Regions from separate parts of the Homo sapiens genome. Here regions 1 and 3 are each linked to region 2. A link is a loop called in an ENCODE intact Hi-C map of the cell type or tissue named here. Cell type or tissue: mammary epithelial cell. All regions are shown on one strand. Links, peaks and the distances in the headings refer to the core of each region. The heading gives the core; the rest is flanking DNA. Region 1 has its middle 14 kb from the start of ELAC2. Region 2 has its middle 31 kb from the start of LINC02093. Region 3 has its middle 130 kb from the start of COX10-DT.

Region 1 (5,000 bases), core at 1-5,000, 310 kb after region 2:
AGGACTTCCACAGGCCCAGACTCTGCAGGCCAAATACCCTACTCAGGTTCCCACAAAGCTCTGGCCACCCCGAGTGCTGTGCTAGAAGCTTGGAACCTTCCCAGCTTCCATGGAGAGAGGGATGGGAAGCCTGGATCCCCATTATTCTTGGGGCCTCACACTATGCAAATGAGACCTCCCAGAGCACACTGACATTTGTTGGCACATTTAGTGCCCTTGGCAAGGAAGGCATCTAGCATGCAATGAGGGCTGAATTGCTCTTGGATGATGATTTTCTCTATGTCAAGGTGATTTTCTCTATGTCAAGGTGATTTTCTCAGCAGAAGGCTATGAGCTTTCTCCAGGAAAGCAGACATGGCAGGTGGACAAAGATTACCTGGAAATAGAATTTAAAGGTTCTGATGTGTCTTTTTAACAGATTTCAGAAATTCCTAGAGTTGGAAGGGGTCTTAGTCATTCCTTAGACAAACTTCAGGTGCATCATACAAGGGTACTAAGGGGACATGGGCTATGTCCCTCAGAACCAATTCACGCAACCACCACCAAGATACTCCTCTGAGCAAATTCTAATGCAGTGACACCAGTGTGGAGGGAGACAGCCATTAAGCATCTCTGCTACTTGCAGGCTGATTCCAATCGACTGAATGAAATACGATTAACACCTTGAACTTTCTGGAGTCCAGATCCAAAGACCTTGAGTGCTCCTTGCAACTTTAAGAATATATGATATATTCTTAATGTATATATGATTATATTGCCCTTAGATACTGCCTATCCTTGTTACGGCGCCATCACACTCCTCAGCCTCCCATTCTCCAGAAGCCAGCTCACTGTCTTTTGGCTTCTAAGCAGCAAATCATTAAGTCAAAGGTCCAAAAGGAAGAGTTGTTGCCCAGAATCTTTAAAATATTTTTGACAAAGCAAAGGATGGGATTAGGAGTTAGGCAGCATCCAGAAATAAAACACAGTGCATTTTTTGTTTGTTTGTTTTTGCTTTGTGCTTGAAAGCAAGATTCCCAACTATGAGTTCCAGCATCAGGGCAGAATGCGTGAGACCTGTTCTCTAAGTGCTGTTACTCGCCACCAGGAGTCCGCACTGTGTGGTCTAATCACCTGGGAACTTGCTAGAAAGGCAATTTGTGGGGTCCCACTCCACTCCTACTGAATCGGAAACGTTGGGGGTGGGACCCAGCAATCTGCACTTTTTTTTTTAGATGGACTCTGTCGCCCAGACTGGAGTGCAGTGGCATGATCTCAGCTCACTGCAACCTCTGCCTCCTGGGTTCAAGTGATTCTCCTGTCTCAGCCTCCCGAGTAGCTGGGATTACAGGTACCCGCTACCATGCCCAGCTAATTTTTGTATTTTTAGTAGAGACAAAGTTTCACCATGTTGGCCAGGCTGGTCTGGAACTCCTGATGTCATGATCCACCCACCTTGACCTCCCAAAGTGCTGGGATTACAGGCATGAGCCACCGAGCCCAGCCACAATCTGCATTTTAACAAGCATTGGGGTACTCATTCAGTTTGAGAAACCCATTTTTCAGCCTTGCCTTTCCCCTTCCTGAGTTATAGGCCCTTTGAGAATCTGACTCAGGCTAGCAGCTCTCTCCAAGAAAAATGCACAAGCAAACACTTTTGCACACAATTTCTAGGGGGCTCAAAGACCACCATGAATTCAGCCCATTCAGAAAAAAGCCCTAAGGCTCTGGAGACCCTGGCTGAGAAGGCCCACTCTCACGATGGAATCATATATCCTTAATGTTGCAAGGAGCACTCAGAGTCTCCGGATCTGGACTCCAGACAGGTCAAGCTGGTAATCATATTTCATTCAATCGGTTGGAATCAGCCTGCAAGTTCACACCAGCAAAGCAGGTGCTCAAGCCCGTCACTGTCATCACCCCCCACGTCCCAAACAGCCTTCTCAACATCATCCCCATCCGCCCCAACTTCGATTTCACTGATTTCCGGAAAAGAAAGGCGAAAACCGCCATCAGGGTGGCACCCTAAACGTTTCATAACAATTTTTTTTTTTTTTTTTTTTTTTTTTTTTTTTTGGAAATCAAAAGCCAAATTTAAGAAGGGAGCAAGGAAGGAAGTTGGTTCCGGCTGCTGTTACAGAAAAACAGAGTGAAGGAACCCACATCCACCACTAGGTGGCGGACATGGACGCAAAGGCGCCATTAGGCCAGAGATCCCCAAGGGCCTAAATTTGCCTTCATGCCTAAGCTTTTTGGCCCATAAAGTGTTAGTAAATATTTTCAGGAAATTTCACATAAAATCTAGTTCTCAGCCTCCATTGCAAAACAGTCCCGAGATCTGACACTGTCTGAGCCTGCGTTTTACAGAGCCACTGTTGCCTGGCTCAAGACGGAGCACCACCCCCTCAGATGGAGCACAGAGACTTAGCTTGCTCTGATCCTCTGGATCACCCATCTTACCTTCCTGGCCACTGCAGGCCGTAGACTTTGCCACTCCAATAGCCCAGAGCCACTTAAGACATCTGCAGGTGAGGGATATGGGTGGTTTCTAGACAAAGATTGACTCAGAGCAGCAAAGTGAAAAGCAAGAGCTGCCTGCATGTATTTTTCTGCTCTAACATTTCCCCCTTGACTCTTGACTCTTTGCCCCTTCCCTCCTTGGTTTTATGGTATGCATCCTTGTTTCATCACTCACCCCCAAGCCTGGGTGAGGTACCTCTTCTGCGTGCCCCACACCACGCGATTGCTTCCCTAGCATAGGGCTTACCACGTGCCCAGTTTTTTTACTGTCTCTCCCATTGGTTTGTAAATTCTGTGAGGGCAGAAACCAAGATGATCTTGTCCACTATTGAAATGTTTAGCCCAGTACCTGGCTCTTCAACGGAATTCAATAAGAAAGAAAAGAAAAAAGGAAAAAAGAAAGGAAGGAGGAAGGAGTGGAGGGGAGAAGGGAGGGAAGGAGTGGGGTAGGAACAGAAGGAAGGAAGGAGGGAAGGGAAGGGAGGAAGACATTGCCAATCGAGCATAGCATTCTTGCTCTTGAGCCTGGACCCTGAGGCCTTCTCAAAACAATACTCCAAGCAGCTACCTCAGTCTGAGTTGGCACAGGAGATGCAAAATACTTTCTGCCTGATAGCCTGGGAAGAAGCTGTTTGGGAAGGGATTCCAGTAAGGAAATGACTGCCCTGCTTAAACCTTGGACCGGAGTGTGTCAGGGGAGATGGGCAAATCCGTGTTGTTCTGGCAGGAACCAAACCCAACAGAAAAGAGAAAGGAAGGAGAGGCAGCTATTCAGCAAACAGAACATAGGCTGTCACGAAAAGACTTGGTTAACTTCAGGCTATAGGCCACAGGGGTGCAGTTGACTGAGGGATTTTACGGATGTATCTAAGTAACGTATCTTAGAGAAGCTTTCTGAGAACAAAGCCCCATGCTGGTAGGAACCCTTCCCGCTCTTGGGCATCTCAACTGCAAACCAGATGGAGAGGTGGATTGGGGCACTCTTCACACATCTTAGCCCATGGAGGAAAAACATGAGTGTACACTGCCCCCTAGTGTTCATTGTTGGTAACACGATGAGGCTCGGGAAATCATAAAAACCATAAATGTCTAATGAACAGATGCAAGAGAAGATAAAAACTACATTGATTTTATTTTAGCTTTTTTCAGTTAACTGAAACACACACTCACACGCTTATGTATAAAACATTGAGAAAAAGCCATAGCCAAGGAGGAGAGTCAAATCTTTAAAGATCCCAAACCAGATACTGCTGGCCAAGAACGAATGGATGAATTGGGAATTCAATTCAGGCCCCTTGGATACCATCCAGATGTTCAAGCAGCTGGTCACACCAAGTCCCTTCCAGTCAATTACTTTTCTTGATGTTTCTAATCAACAGCATTATATATGTGATGCTATAAACTTTTATATTTAATATTAGCTCATAACTCAGGATCCCAAACCAGATGTTTTGGGTGAGAAAGAAATTGATGACTTATCAGGAGATTGAACCCAGGCCACTGGCTGCTCTCCAGGCATTCTACCAGCTGAGCTGCAAAGCAGGGTGGTTGCTACCAGCTCCCTTTAGTTATGAGGAGAGAGAGAGAGGAGTGGGTAGAATATGAACATAAAGCCGTATTCCAGAAAAGCTTCCATGAATTCTTTTTCTCTTATAAAACAGGAGCCTGTAGCATTGTCTTGAGTCAGTAATGGTCAGGTATATTCAAAGCTTTGAGCTCGTCTCCCTTCCTTTATGACATTATAGAGGCGCAGGGAAGCAGTGACGGAAGGGAAAAGAAAAGTAAAATACATGGCCAGGAAAAGGAGATGCGCTGACATGATCGATTGTCACCAATGAGGTGGGGTAATGTCTTTAAAAATATTAACCAACTTTTTCTTCCAGGAAAAGTCCCCCTGTGCCCTTCCCTCACCAAAGAGCTAGGCCCACTCTCTGGAGGAATTAGGCAGAAGAGAGAGCTGAGAACAAAGAAGTCTTCCAGGATTTGGTTTCAAAAGCCTAAGCCCCTGGGGACATGGAGAGGACAAAAGCTTCAAGCTAAGGAAGGAGAAGAGAAACTCCTGCTCGTTATCTCTCTTGAAAAACATTTCCCAATCTGTGGAGCAGGGATCGGAAAGATTGGTGGGTCCCAGAGACATGGGCCTTGTGTCCAGCCAACTTCCTGAGTTAGAGGCCTGAGGAGGTAGCTGACCCCAGGCAGGGAAAGCTGTGCATGGTGTCTGCCAGATGGAGCCAGAGTAATTCCAAACAAGATAAACCATGAAAAGCACCTAGCAGGATGCCTGGCACACAGTAAGTGCTCAGTAAATTGCAGCTGTTACTGCTTTTATGAGGGTACTCAGTTTTCCAGTGCCTTAAAAATCACCAAAGCCAAGTTCACCATGGCAGGCGGAGGTACGCTTCCTCAGCAACGGACAGCCAGCATCCACCACTCTTGTTCTTTCCACCCCTACCCCTCCTTCCGACATCAGACGAGACCACTTTTAACTCAGTTTCTTAGAA
Region 2 (5,000 bases), core at 1-5,000:
GGGTGATCATCCTTGTACAGATGTTTTTATATACATCTAATCAGTTCCTAAATGTGACATTCCTCGGTGAAAAGATATGCACATTTTAATGTATTTGAAATGCACTGCCAAATTGCCCTGCAGAAATGATGTTCCAATTTACATATCCACCACTGGAATATGAGAGTGTCCATTTTTTTTCTGTAACCTGCCTAACACTTGTGTAATTATTCATTTTAGTAATTTCCAAATTGAGACAAAAACAGTATTTAATTGTAATTTTCATTTTTTTGGCTACTAGTGTAGTTTACAATGTTTAGATTTGTTTATTTGCCATTTGTATTTTTTCATTGGGAATTTGATTGTTCATGTCTTTGTTGTTCATTTCTACTGTGGCGTTTTGGCTTTTCTTTTTTTATAGAGTTCTAAGACTTCGATATATTGTGGATAATTGTATCTTTTCATTAATCTCTTAAAAATATTTTCTTGTTGATAATTTTAGTTATCTTTCTCTGGTTTTCAGAAAAAACAGTTTGGTTAATATGTAAATACTTTTTAAGTGCTTAAAAATTTTTCTTACCCTATCATTGTGCAAATGTTCAAATCAGCACTTTTAGTTTTCTTATATATTTATGTTTCATCATTTTCTCTCTGTAATCCACCTGGATTTTATTTTGCAATATTGTATGTGGTAGGGAATTAAATTTGTTATTTTTAAAATAGTAAACAATTTATTGAATTAATCTGTTTTTTTATTGAAAAATTTGCAGTGCTACCCTACTAAATACTAATTCACATGTATATCTAAGAATACTTACTTTTCTCTTTGAGTAGTTAGTGCCTTTTGTGATTACTTTAGGTTGATGATAAATTATAAACAAAGTATTTAACAATGGAATTGCCTCTCATCCTTATTTTCTTGGATCTTTTCTTCTATTGATTTTTCACATGAACTTCCAAAAAAAATTGTGAAATTTGAAAAAAAATTCTGAAGCAATATTTGTTGGATTATCATTAAAACTATAAGCTAACTAAAGGTAGAATTGATATATCTACAATATTCTTCCCATCCAAAAGAGGATAATCTTTCATTTTTTAAAGTGTCTTTTTGCCACTCAGGAGAGTAATTGCTGTATGGTAATATACATTGCTTTTCAGTATACTTGAATATTGTAATATAATATATTTTTGTTATAATTTAATTGATAATTGCTGCATATAGGAAGTTGATTTTTGTAGAATTATTTTAAAAATTTTAATGATTTTGTACAATTTATTTATAACTGACCCACTAACACTATTTTCTTATCCCAACCTTCTGTTTTTTTAGAAGAAAGAAATTATGATTTACACACAATGATGATTTTGTCTCTCCTTTTCTATAATACCTTTTCTATTTCCCTTGACTTGCTGCATTATCGAAAACAGCCAGAGGAAAATTTTGCTGCATTATCTAAAATATCCAGAGGAAAATTTTAAATTATGACAGTAAGCATATTTTTCTTCCTCCTCATTTTAACAGAAATATTTATGATATTTCACCATTAAATATATTTTGATATATATTTTTGAGGTAGTCTGAAGTAGTCATGTTAAGAAAGTATCCTTCTAATCTTAGTTCTAAGTGTTTTCAGTTCTATTGGACTCATACATAAATAACTTAATCCAAGATAAAGGAAACAGCATGAGCTCAAAGTCAAGTACAATGTCACTAAAACTAGAGTTGTCAGACATCCTGTCCGTAATGGATTATCCTATATTTCAAAAACAATTGTGTCAGGATGTATAATCATTCTGCATTTGATCTAGATCTGACACTACCGATGACATCTGTTAGTCTCTAACTTTCTCCTGGCCAGTAACAATACGCCCCACATTCACTGAAAATAAAATACGGCAGTCATAATAAAAAGCAAATTTTGTAAACAAAATTTCCCAATAGTGGGCTGAGTTTATTCAGATCAAGTTCTGGGTCCTACTCTCAGTTTTTAAATCCTATAATCAGCAAAATGCGCGTGCAGTTTTGGACTTCGATGTGAGAAGTAAATAGCAATTTAGGTTGTTAGGTTTCGAAGTAATTGACTCTGGAGAAGACCCGAGCATATCTCCGGAGCCATCTAGTGGCTGCAGAATGCATCGGAAAAAAAAATAATAACCCTGGTTTGGTCTTCAAGTTCAGAATAAAAATGAACGGGGACATCATTTGAACCCTCCTTCCCAAATCAACACAGTCTAGGACTTTGTACACAATGGGAGTGCACTTACTTTTGACTACGAAGGATTTGACTAATGAATAGAAAAATACTCAGATTCATGCTGAGGTCTACGCAGCTTAGAGATATGTTTCTATTACCTGGTAAAAACAACCATTGATTAAAAAAAGACAATGTAAGCAAGGGAATAGCAGGCATAAGTCACCAACGTGATAAAGAAAAACTTTAAAAGATGAGTAGCTACTGTGTATGTGTTTTAGACTTCAATGGTGGTTACTAAAAGGAAAGAATTTTAGTCAGGAAAAAATGCATTTCTAATACAGGTGTGATTCGTGGCTCTTAAAGTAACCCACTAGATTTTGACAGTGATAAAATTACTGAAGCTATCTTCCGTGTTTTCCTTAAATTCCTACTTCTGTCTACATAAAAACACAAGACCAATAAACAATCAAACAAAAAGAATTACCCTGGATCGTAGCTGGGTGTGCTTAAGAACAAAGATAAAGCAAATTGATAGCTTTCGAATGTTAATAGGGTTTGTCACCTCCCAGAGTGTGTAAATTGAAGACATCTGTCTGGTCTAAAATAAATTCCAGAAATCCCAAACTAATTGCTTCATATACACAATGCAGAACCTCAGAATTCCATGCAAAAATAAACCTTCATTTGGAAAATAAACTTCATGAAATTACGATAAAAGGGGACCTGTCAATGAGCCAGCGCTTAATACAGAAGGATTATTTTGAAATAAACTTTTCAGAGCTCATTAGAATCGGAAAGAACTGTGAAAATAGATATGTCTCCCCAAGTCCTTAGGTATGTGATGGCGTTTAAAGAAGTTAGATGAAACTAATACACATTTACATCAGAAGTCTTTGTTGATTTTTTGGAAATTATATGCATTTATAACATACAATAAAAGAAAATAACATGGTTTTTCTTTTCTGCCCTCTGGAAAAGAAAAATGCAGCAAAACCATTCCCACAAAAAGTCCTGTTGAATCATATCCCAGGATCTCACATCTCAGAAGAACAGTTCTTCCTTTTGTCTGTTCATTCCAAAAGGGAGTTATTGTTGTTTAAAGGCTACTTAAAATATCCTACAAATGGACAAGCGTTGGCAAAGTCTTTTCTAGGAACTATATTAATTTCTCACGAATATTTTATATGGTATTTTTAGACCTGAGAAAGGGCGAGTAGGCTCATTCAGTGTTGCTCTAATTCAGATAATTATAAGACCGCTACACAGGCAGAACTCTTAGCTGCAAGCGAAAGAGATTAAAGTTGCACGAGCTTAGGCAAAATGGAAACTGAATTGATGTGTATAGCTAAGTTGCAGGAAGAGTGGGATCCTGGTATCTTCGAGATGGCTGAATGGCGGGTTGCAATGATACTAGGACTCTCTCTGAGCATCAGTGGACTCTGCTTCAGGCTGAACAGTGGCTTTCTTCTTTCCTGTCACATGGCTTTCCCTTCAACACTAGAGCAAAGTTTTCAGCCATTTTTGCTCTTACATATTCCTAGCTTTACCATCAGAGAAGGAAAAGATGCCACTCAATGTAGTTAAATAAATCTCCATAAAAGACTCATTGGTTTAGCTGAGTTTTCTGCCTTTTCCCCTAGACAATCACCGTGGCTGTAGAGGGAAAGTTCATGCAGAAGCTGGCAGTCACCCCATTCTGACCACATGTTAGAGCAAGGTGCAGGGGTAGGGGTGGGTGCAGGTGGTGGGGATAAGGTGTCAACGCTGCAAAAGAAGCAGGTAAAGAGGTGGCTACTCCCAGCAGAAGGAAGAGATGTTGGACTTTTTTTTTTTTTTTTTTTTTGAGATGGAGTCTCACTCTGTCACCCAGGCTGGAGTGCAGTGGCGCGATCTAGGCTCACTGCAACCTCCGCCTCCCAGGCTCAAGCGATTCTCCTGCCTCAGCCTCCCAAGTAACTGGGACTACAGGCGCGCATCACCAGTGCTTGGCTATTTTTTGTATTTTTAGTAGAAACGGGGTTTCACCATATTGGCCAGGCTGGTCTTGAACTCCTGACCTCAAATGATCCACATACCTCAGCCTCCCAAAGTGCTGGGATTACAGGCATGAGATATCACGTCCGGGTGAGATGCTGGACATTTAAACCACCACTTTCCAGCCCAAGCACCAAGCAGCAGCAGCAAAACAGCAGAATGGAGGCTGACATGACAACAAAATAGGGTCAACTGATTCACTAAGTTTTCCCTGATTGGGAAGGGTCTAGCGAGGCAGGCGGGAGTTGCCATCTTATACCTCAGGCAGAAGGAGTAACATCTCTGCACTTAGGGAAAATGATCTGAGTGAACCAGCAACTTTTCTAAGAGGCTTGGCTTTCCAGCTCATCATTTGTTCCAGAATCCTACTTTGGATACCAAAAGCTGAATGTTTTCATTCTCTTTACATTCTTTTGTTTGTTTGTTTGTTTTGTTTGTTTATTTGTTTGTTTGTTTTGAGACAGAGTTTCGCTCTTGTTGCCCAGGCTGGAGTGCAACGGTGCGTATCTCAGCCCACTGCAACCTCCGCCTCCCGGGTTCAAGCGATTCTTCTGCCTCAGCCTCCAAAGTAGCTGGGATTATAGGTGCCTGCCACCATGACCAGCTAATTTTTTTGTATTTTTAGTAGAGACAGGGTTTCACTATGTTGGCCAGGCTGGTCTGGAACTCCTGACCTCAGGTGATCCACCCGCCTAGGCCTTCCAAAGTGCTGGTGTGAGCCACTGCGCCCAGCCTCTTCACATTCTTTCAGAAGTAATCACCTACACCCCACTCCTAAGGTAGTTATTTAAG
Region 3 (10,468 bases), core at 5,469-10,468, 600 kb before region 2:
ATCTCCAAGATTTGCCTGCTTTCTGACCTGGTACATCCAGTGAAAAGGCCACCTACCCCAAGCTTGGCCAATCATATGCTGGAACTTGGAAGAGTGAACAAAGAACGCAAAGGTAAAAGTAATGGTCAGGATTCATCTTCCCCAGTCAATGCTCACTTTGCTCTATAATGGGTCTTTTTCTGTAGCTGATGCTGCCAAGTTCCTTGCAGTGTCTTGCTTTGTTCCTTATTATTTCTCAAACTTGATTCCTTAGCTTTTGAATCAATTATATGACCTTGGATATTCATATAAAATTAACTACTTTTTTTTCACAACGAAGACACCCTAACTTATACAAAAACTTTTATTTTATTGGAGAAGAAATTGAGGCTAAAACAGGGTATATACCTTGCTTAAAAATCCCTCATACTAAATAAGAACTAAGACTAGAACTCAAGTCCAGTTTCCAGGCTAGTCCCTTTCTCCTGCACTGGAGGAAAACTCAAATGCCTATAGTGGTCAGACAGGCAACAAAATGAGCTACTTGTTTCCATTTTTTCTTAAATTACATGGACTTCTCAATTTATTATTTTCCTGATTTTCATTGGAAAAAGAGCACAGAAAAATATTTATTTACTATAAAAAAGTGCAAAAATAATAGTAATTGCCAGCCAATACTTTGCTTCAGTATTAAGTACATAATATGGAGTGGTGGAGATTGTGGAAAACTGGGGAACACTTTTTATCTAAAAGTAATTGGCACTGTTCAGCTCCAGCTTGTTATTACCTTGAAATAGTTTGGTCCCACTGGTGCCAGAAATAGCTATTACCTCATGTATTTTTTTAGATAAGTGAGGCATGTAAATTTATATTAAAATAATTCTTTTTTTTAGTGGTGGCTCAAATTGTTTAAAACTACTTTGAAGCCCAAGCAACATGTCCCTGGGTTGGATTTAACTCAGGTACCATTGGTTTGTAACTTCTCTCTTAACTCATGTTCATTCTTTCTTTTTTCTATAACTTTATATTCCTACCTCCCATGTAATGCTGTGACTGTCTCATTCCCAACATGGAAAACTTCTAGAAACAAATTGTATATTGAGTCCTGAGATATTCTCTAACAGAAAGAAAAACACAAGCTTGATTTATTTTCGGTTTGGCTGTCCTTCTATTCTTAGCTAAAGTTCAGGGTGAAGGAAAAGATTTAATTAGAGGAGTCATTAATTAGAGTGTTCGTTTTCCTATAGGGATAAAGTGGGTATGTGTGGAGCAATTCTGTCACATAGATCATTATCTGGAAAGGTCAGACATGAAGAAATATTGATTTCAGGAGTTTAGGATGATTACCCTACAACACTGTATGGAAAAAGTCACTGTGATGTGTGTATGACCAAATGAAATAATGTACTTGAAAATGGCATGTAATAAAATATAGAACATTGCGCTAAAAAAAGTGGTTGTGTTATCACGAGTAAAAATGAAGACAGAAAAATGTGTTTTAAAGAATGAAAAACACGCTGCAGGGACTTCCCACAATGAGTTTAGACCAGGGGTTGGCAAACTACAGCCAGTTCAAATCCTGCCTGCTGCTGGCTTTTGTAAATAAAGTTTTATTGGAACACAGCCATGATCACTTGCTTACCTATTATCTATGACTGCTTTCATGCTACAATGGCAGAGTTGAGTAGTTGCAGAGATCATATTTTTTTTTTTGTTTTGCAGAGTCTGAAACCTTTGCTACTGGTCCTTTATAGACAAAGCTTGCCAACTCCTGATGTAGACCTATGAGAGTGTTAGGTCTTGTTTTAGACATCAAGAATAAAAAGTGTCAAGAGTCAGGAAAGTTTGGACAAAGGTATAGAATTGAGAAGTGGTAGGATTCAGCGTGTATTTTGAAGATTCATGCTAAAAAAATTGCTGGTAGGTTGGATGAGGGTTATGAGGGGAAGAGAAGATGAGGTAGAAGGCTAGAAGGATTTGTTTTCAGGTCACAACCTTTCTGACCCAAACAGGATCTGGTCCAGGCAAGATAAAGTGGAAAAACCAGCAGGAACCAGCAGATGGCTACAGAAGTAAGCCCTAGCTGCCCTCATTACTCATTGGCATAAGACACTCCCACCAGTGCCATGACAGATTACAAATGCCATGGCAACAACCCGGAAGTGACCACACCATTCCAAGGCAATGACCTGGAAGTTACTGTCCCTTTCCTAGAAAGTTCTAAATAATCCGCCCCTCAATTTGCATTGACTCACCTCTTAATTTGCATGTAATTGAAAGTGAGTTTTTGTGAGTATAAATACAGTTGTCAAGAGCCCATATTTGCCGACTTTGGGTGTAGTGCCTGTGAGTTAGCCCTGCTCCACAGGGAGCAAAAAAGGCAGGAGAAGTTAAGGAAGGGTCACAGTGCAAAGCAGGACACCTCAACTTCTTGGACTCTTGAAAGACCCTTGACATGCCCCATTTTGAACTTCATCCAAATGGCTGCTGAATGGTTTTTAGATAGGAATTACATTTGAGCTGATGTGTCCCTAGTGGTGACAGAGAATAACATTAATGGATGGGGATGGTTCTGAGTGAATATGAGGAGCTTATTTTATGAGAGAAAAACACAAGACTTTAGTAGTTTAACAGACATCACCTATTCACAGGAACTTAGTTCAGAATAGAATTTTGAATTGAAGGTAGAGGTTCTAATATGGTCCCACAAGGAACATTTTTTTTTTTTTCCTGGCTGAAGGAACTTCAGTTTCTGAAGTACAAACTGTTCTGATAATATCTAGAAGAACTTTCATAAGATATGCGCCAAACATTACAGATTGTACCCACATTCCTTATCTACTCCTTCCTTTATTATTTTACTCAGAGATATGGGCATCTGGGTTACAGATCACATTTCCCAGCCTCCCTTGCAGTTAGAAGTGACCATGTGACTAAATTCTAGCCAATAGGATACAGTGGAAGTGATCTGCAACTTCTGAAGAGAGTCTCTCAAGGTATGATCCCTACCTCTTTTTGTAGCTTTCTCCCTCCTGTTGGACAGAATAGATGTTTAATAATTTGCTCTGGCAGCCATCTTGAACAGAGAGGTCATCTTGGAATAGAAGCCATGAATGGTGGAGCAACAAAAATTTAGGAGCCAGTGACTCTGATATGCTAGAGCACTATGCCAGCTCTGGGCAGACTACTTCCGTATTTTCATTGTCCTGAAATCAATATTGCTTTGAAGCTGAACTAATTTTACTTAATATATTATATACTCTGAAATGGAAAATGTTGATTATTTTGATCTAGTGCTGCAGCTTAAGTGATTTTTCCCGTTACCTAATTTGTGGACTCTGTGGTCATAGGAAGATCCTTCTTTCACTTGTAATTTTAGTAATGGGCCTGTTTTCTTTTATTTTCTTCTTTGTCAGCCTTCCAGAGGTATCAGTCTTTTTAAAGAAACAGATTTCGGTTTTACTGATTTTGTCTAATTTTTGAAATTTCAATTTTTAATTCCTTTCTTCAGTGTATGCTGTGCCTGTTTTGTTCTCCCCCCTCCCCAGTGTTTCTTAAGGAAGACCTTTTGATGATAGATATGAGAATTTTCTTCTTTTCACATATTTAATTCTATAAGTGTTCCTCTAAACACTGCATTAGCTGCATCCTGTAAATTTTGAATTGTTATCCTGTTCAAAATCTTTTCTATTTTTTTGGAACTTTCTCTACATTGCATTGATTATTTTGAAGTATGTTGTTTAACTTTCAAGTATTTGAATATTTTCCCTTTACATTTCTGTTATTCATTTCTAGTTGAAGTCCATTATAATCAGAGAACATACTTTACATAATTTAGTTCTGTTAAATTTGTTAAGGTTTGTTTTATAATGAATCCAGATGTTGTCCATATTGGAGAATGTTTCATGTGCTCTTGAGATGAATGTGTATTTAGCTGTTGTTGAGTAGAAATGTTTTATAAATGTCAATTAGATACAGTTAGTTAATGGTGTTGTTCAGTTCTTCTATAGTGTCAATGAGTTTTTTATCTACCAGTTCTATCAATTATTTAAAAGAGGAGTGCTGATATTGAGATGGGAAAAGTACCCTTATTCCCCTCTCAGGGCATGTGATAGAAGTGTGGCTCCCTTCTTTGGAGCCCCACTGCTCAAACCTCTAGAGGGAGCATGCAGACAGGCAGGTTGTGGGGCTCCAACCCCATGGCAGCGACTAGGGGTGAATGTTTACAGCTCCTGAAGCCCCAGTGGATGTTTGTTACAGTATGCTCTTTTAGTTTTGCCTCAGGTGGCTTGTGTTAATCAGCCCAATTAGACCCTCTGCCTTATTGCAAAGATAGAGGGCTTTTTGTATCCTGAGGTTCTTGCCTTGGTGTACTGGAAAAAACAAATCACACTTGGGCTTGGAGAATGAGTGCAAGGTTTTATTGAATGGTGGAAGTAGCTCTCAGCAGATGGATGGGGAGCCAGAAAGGGGATGGAGTGGGAAGGCGGTTTTCCCCTGGGGGCTGCTGAGCAGCCAGACTCTCCTCCAACCACCGCCAACCAAATTCCACGTTGTCCCGCCATAGATGCCCTACTGGTGTCTACTGGTGTGTTCTTCTGCCAGTGTGTTTCTCTCGACATCCAGCTGCTTTGTGTGCATGCCTGCTAGGGTCTCAGAGTTTTTATAGGCACAGGGTCAGGGCGTGGCAGGCCAGGTTGGTCTTGGAAAATACAACATTTGGGCATGAAAACAGGAGTGCCTGTCCTCACCTAGGTCTATGGGAACAGACCTGAGGGTGGAGCCCTCCCTAGGGACCCTGTCTTTCTCTACTCAGCCCTTCCCTGTCCCACTCCTGTATCGATATTCTCAGCTATATGATGGACTTATTTATTTCTTCTTTCATTTCTGTCGGTTTTTGCTTCATATATTTTGAATATCTTTTGTTACATGCATGTATATTTAGGATTATGTAATATCATTCTTTTTCCCTGGTAATTTTCTTTGCTCTAATGTATGCATAGACTAATGTAACCACTACAGCTTCCTTTTATTTAGTGTTTGCATAGTATAACTTTTTCTACATGTTCGTTTTTAACTTGCCTGTATGATTATATTTAGACTGAGTGTCTTTAGACAGCATAAAGTTGGTTCATGGTAAAGATCATTTCTGTCTTTTATTTGGTATAGTTAATGCACTTATATTTAAAGAAAATATTGGTATATTTGCATTTCAGTCTACCATTTAATTCTGTTTCCTCTTCTTTTTATTTTCATAGCTTTGCTCTATATTCCTGCTTTATTTTGGGTTATTTAAATACTTTTAGTATTCTATTTTATCCATTGTATTTTTGATAATATCTGTTGGTATAATTTTTTAATGATCGCTACAGTGATTACAATATACATATATATTTTTCTCAGTTTATTTAAAATACATGTTTTCCCACTTCAAATTAAATATAGAAACCTTGTCGCCATTAAATTCCCATCATTTTCTCCTCTTATCTTGTGGGTGTCTTATTTATCACATCTGCATATATTGAAAACCCAGCAATGTTACAATTTCAAGTTTCAGATATCAATTATATTTTAAAGAATTTAAGGGGATGATAGTCTACTATATTTATGCAGATATTTACCATTTATTTTGCTCTTCCTTTATTTCTGATATTCCAAGTGGATTTCTGGTATTATTTTCTTTCTTTTGGAAGAATTACTTTTATAAAGAAGCAGATCTGCTGAAAATGCATTCTCTTAGTTTTTCTTCACTGAGGCTATCTTTGTTTTAGCTTCAGTGTTGAAGAATATTTTTACTGGGTATAGACCTCTGGGAGTTCTGTAACTCTGAGGGTCAAGAAAATTCTTTCAATATGTTTTGCTGAGGAAATTATCTCTGTATTTTTACCTCGACATAATACCTTTCATATGCTTGAAGATCCTTGTTTTTAATTATCTTTTTCTCATATTGCCAAAATTTTTAGCATCTGCTGCCACTCCTTTCCAGGTAATATGATAAAATCATTAGACAGAACCTGGCTGTGTGGATAAGTTTCTGTGAGAACTCAGTAAATATTTGGCTTTAATTTTCCTGTCTATAAAATAAAAAAGATAACATTATATATATGACTGGTTTGACAGTAATATCTTTCAGGACTTTGAAAATATTAACTTTATTATGGTCTCCTTTTTTTTCCCTCTTTCTTTCCTTCTTTTGTTTTGTTTTGTTTTGTTTTGTTCTTTAGAGACGGGCTCTTACTTTGTTGCCCAGGCTGGAGTGCAGTGGCACAATCACAGAGGACCGCAGCCTTGAATTCCTGGGCTCAAGAAATGCTCCTGCCTCAGCCTCCTGAGTAGCTGGGACCACAGGGACATACTACCATGCCTGGCTAATTTTTAAAATTCTTTGTAGAGACAGAGTCTCACTGTCTTGGACTTCTGGGCTTAAGCAGTCTTCCCACCTTGGCCTCTGAAGATGTTGGGATGACAGGCATGAGCCAGTCTAGCCATTTGAATCATTGTATTATGTTAATATTTATGTTTCACTTTGTTTTCATTTTTATTTGGCTGTTTTCAAAAATTTTTGTTGTGTATTTAGTTTTCAGCCACTTTTAAAGGATGTATTTGGGTGTGGACTTTTTGGATTTTTTTTTTTTTTTTTAGATGGAGTCTCACTCTGTCACCCAGGCTGGAGTGCAATGGCATGATCTCAGCTCACTGCAATGTCTGCCTCCTGGGTTCAAGCGATTCATGATTCTCCCACCTCAGCCTCCTGAGTAGCTGGGATTACAGGCACCTGCCATCAGGCATAGCTAATTTTTGTATTTTTGTAGAGACGGGGTTTCACCATGTTGGCCAGGCTGGTCTTGAACTCCTGAACTCAGATGATCCACTCGCCTTGGCCTCCCAAAGTGCTAGGATTACAGGTGTGAGCCACTGTGCCCAGCCTTTGGATTTATTCTTTCTGGGACTTGTTGAGCTTCTTAAATCTACAAGATTATATCTTTTGCCAAATTAAAGAAGTTTTCACTATTATTTATTTATTTATTTTTCTGCATTGTATTCTTTCCCTTCTCTCTGGGATGCTTATGACACAAATGCTAAACCTTTTCCTACTATCTTATAGTTCTCTGAGTCTCTGTTCATTTTTGAATTTTTTTTCCCTCTCTATTGAGGACTGGATAATTTCTATTTATCTATTTTCAAGTTGACTGGCTCTTTCCAATGTCATTTTATTCTGCTATGCATCCTTTTCAGTAAGTTTAAAATTTTTATTAGTAGTATTTTTCAGTTTAAAACTTCCATTTGATTATTCTGTGTGTCTTCTATGGTTTTACTGATACCTTCTATCTTTTCATTTATTTCAAGGGTATTACTCTTACTTCTTAGAGCATTTTTATGATGGCTGCTTTATAGTCTTCATAAGATAACTCCAATATCTGTATTATCTCATCATTCACTTCTGTTGACTGTCATTTTCCATCTGAACTGAGAATTTTCTAAATTTTTATATGCATTTCTGTTGTGTTTTAATTATATTGAATATTATCATATGAGACTTTGGGACTTAAGTAAATCTTACGACGAATATCAATATATTTACTTTAAAAGGCAGTCAACCATCTGAGTTCAGGTTGAAGGTCTCATCAGCCTTCTATGGATGGTGTTTTAGTGCTGGCTACATTTTCAATGCCTTCACAGTGCTATTTGGATCTGTCACATGTGGGCTCCACCCTATGGCCAGTTGGGGACTTGGATGGTAGTATATCCTGAATTATAGTTCCCAAAGCCTTTGGTTTTCTGTTTAGTGTCAGATTCACACATACACAATTTGTAGGTGAGCTTGGGAATTCATAAACACCTGTATGAAGTCCAGTTCTCTTTCCTGAGTTCCTTCCTCTTTGAGATTATCCTTATACTTTCAGGCTTCCTGAGGCTCTCTCTTTTTGGTTCTATGATCAGCAAGATGGGGTTTCATGTGCCTTGCTCTACTATATACTTTCTGTAACATGCCTGAAAAACTGCAGAAGAGCAGAGAGAGGAAGAAAATAATAGGGAAAGATCTCCACCCCTTTGGACCCACTACTCCTCTGATAAGAAAGAAAGGTTCAGAATTTTAGGCTTCCATGGGTCCTCTCTTCCATTACTGTTGCTACCACTACAGGCACTGGGGACTGGGATGAGGAGAATTAAAAAAATCAGAAATTAATGAACAAAAAATTTAAAAATGGGAGATTTTCCCCCACTCTCCCTGAATATTAGGATACTTCATTCCTGCTTCTTGATACAGAACTAGAGGGATTCTCCTAGAGCTCTCTCTGTCTGCATGGATCCCTGTTGGTTTCAAGCTTCCTTGATTCCATATTGGAGATACCATAAGAGAAAAGATGGTAAATCCGTTCACATTCCCAGTTCAATGGCACATCACACTCTAATCCTTTTTCCTAGTTTACCTGCTACTAGTTATTTTTCACAGGCTCTGAATAACTACTTCATGCATTTGGTTCGGGACTTACAGCTGCACATAGTGAGAAAGTCAGTGTGACAGTGCTTGGTCCATATTTCCTGAAACTGGAGCCATCTCTAGATTTTAATCACCAGCGAGCCCCTTTCCTCCACCAGTTACAACTCTTAAGTTGAGCATAATTTGCAGTTCATTCCACCTGTAATATATTATCACAAAAATGCAGTGGGGGGCTAGAGGCTGCATTGAGGAGTAAGATAAATTTCAGATGCAAAGCAGACAATTGTCATGAACTTCTCGTAACTGAGGGGTTATATATAGGGTATAGGAAGGTAGAAATTATTCGCTACATATAAGATAGCTTTGTTAGGAATTAACTCATCCTCCCCCGTTGTTTTTTCTCAGGATGCTTCATTTAGAACAGTCTTAATGTTCATTTTGACCATCATTTATGTACATAAAGTTGTCACGTATTTGAGATACTTGTTGGGAGAATTTGGGGAGTATTGCATCCTGATTCCATTCAGGACCCAGTTCTTCTGGGAATAACCCTGATTTTTATTTTACTTTTTCTTTCCTTTTCTGTTTTTCACTATCACTTTTTCAGATACCCGGCACATTTATTCTCTTCCTTATTTTATGGACAGAAAAATAAAGGCCAAAGATTCACTCGGTTCTCTCAGAAAATTATTCACAAAGCCAGGTTCTGTCCAGTGATTTTTATCATATTACTTGGAGAGAAGTGGTGGCAGATGCTGAAAATTTTGGCTTCTTATTTCCATTGAGATAACATCCCAAACTTATCCTAACCATCCATTCATCCAAAGTAGGGATAGGTGGGATAGGAGTTGGTGGGATATTGAAACCAACAGACTGGTGCAGAACAGACTCAATGAAACTGGCAGAGACTGGTGCAGAAGGGACCCAATGAACCTAAGAGCCAAGGATTTCCATCCCGGAGAGATTCTGTTTAATTTAATAAAAAGCCAAGTTAAAATAGATAATCGGGCAAACATTCGATCTGGTTATTTCTGGCCCTGCCTCTGGCTTACCCTGTCTCTATGGTTTAGTGTGTGCATGTGTGTCTGAGTGTGTCATAAACCCTTGAAATAGGTTGCAAACAAGCTTATTACAAAGCAGGCTCCTATCTCCACTTCTACCTTTTGCTATTCCCCACCCAACTCCCCTCCCAACACATTCTATACTCTAACCTTTCTGAGCTACTTGCATTTCCCCAGATGGGCTGTGTGTTCCAGTTTTTTTCCGCAATCTTTTGCACATGCTGTTCATGCTGTTTACTCTCCTGTCCCTCCTTCACCTGGCTAACTCTAAACATTGCTCAATTCCTCAAATATTTTCATACCCTCTGGAAATCATTCCCTGGCACTTCGCACCTATCTCAACAAGAGTTACATTTAATAAACAGAATTGACTAGCTCATAAAGAGGAAGTCCATCATAGGACAGCCGTCAGTGTTGTTTGAAGCATTCTGAACATTCTTCTCTCATCACATGGAATGGCAGTTTTTAGTAACTTAACATGACTCTGTTTTAACTTGAAATTATATCACAGGCTTCCAGTCCCTTATATTAAGAAGCAGATATGGGCCGAGTGCAGTGGCTCACACCTGTAATCCAAGCACTTTGGGAGGCCGAGGTGGGCAGATCACCTGTGGTCAGGAGTTCGAGACCAGCCTGGCTAACCTGGTGAAACCCCGTTTCTACTAAAAATAGAAAAAAATTAGCTGGGTGTGATGACACGTGCCTGTAATCCCAGCTACTCGGGAGGCTGAGGCAGGAGAATCACTTGAACCTGGGAGGCAGAGGTTGCAATGAGCAGAGATTGTGCCATTGCACTCCAGCTTGGGCAACGAGATTGAACCTCCATCTCAAAAAAAGAAAAAAAGAAGCAGATATTATCTTTATCTTTCCTGTGCAGAGTGACTTACTATACATGTTGAAGTGCTCTGATGGAAGGAACAGAAACCTCTGAAAGGAAGCCGTCAAAGTAGGAACTGCCAACAAAAATGTGTTATATGAGTCTACA

The links. Hi-C counts contacts between places; a loop is a spot of excess contacts. Peaks named below come from ENCODE experiments on the same cell type or tissue, not always from the same donor. Only the 100,000 strongest peaks of a DNase experiment are listed, where the experiment ranks them.
Region 1: it touches region 2 in a loop (7-fold over the local background); 6 of 110 quality-filtered maps call a loop at or near these places.
Region 3: it touches region 2 in a loop (4-fold over the local background); 2 of 110 quality-filtered maps call a loop at or near these places.

What each region holds. Positions count from the first base shown.
Region 1 is chr17:13,029,143-13,034,142 of GRCh38, reverse strand. No RefSeq gene overlaps it. Among named protein-coding and RNA genes, the nearest start is that of ELAC2, 14 kb to the right of the region's middle. In mammary epithelial cell, for the core only: CTCF peaks have their summits at 2,156 (motif pointing right) and 3,531 (motif pointing left); no DNase peak of the experiment used is centred there.
Region 2 is chr17:13,335,079-13,340,078 of GRCh38, reverse strand. No RefSeq gene overlaps it. Among named protein-coding and RNA genes, the nearest start is that of LINC02093, 31 kb to the right of the region's middle. In mammary epithelial cell, for the core only: a CTCF peak has its summit at 2,095 (motif pointing left); no DNase peak of the experiment used is centred there; H3K27ac peaks cover 518 bases.
Region 3 is chr17:13,933,078-13,943,545 of GRCh38, reverse strand. No RefSeq gene overlaps it. Among named protein-coding and RNA genes, the nearest start is that of COX10-DT, 130 kb to the left of the region's middle. In mammary epithelial cell, for the core only: no CTCF peak of the experiment used is centred there; no DNase peak of the experiment used is centred there.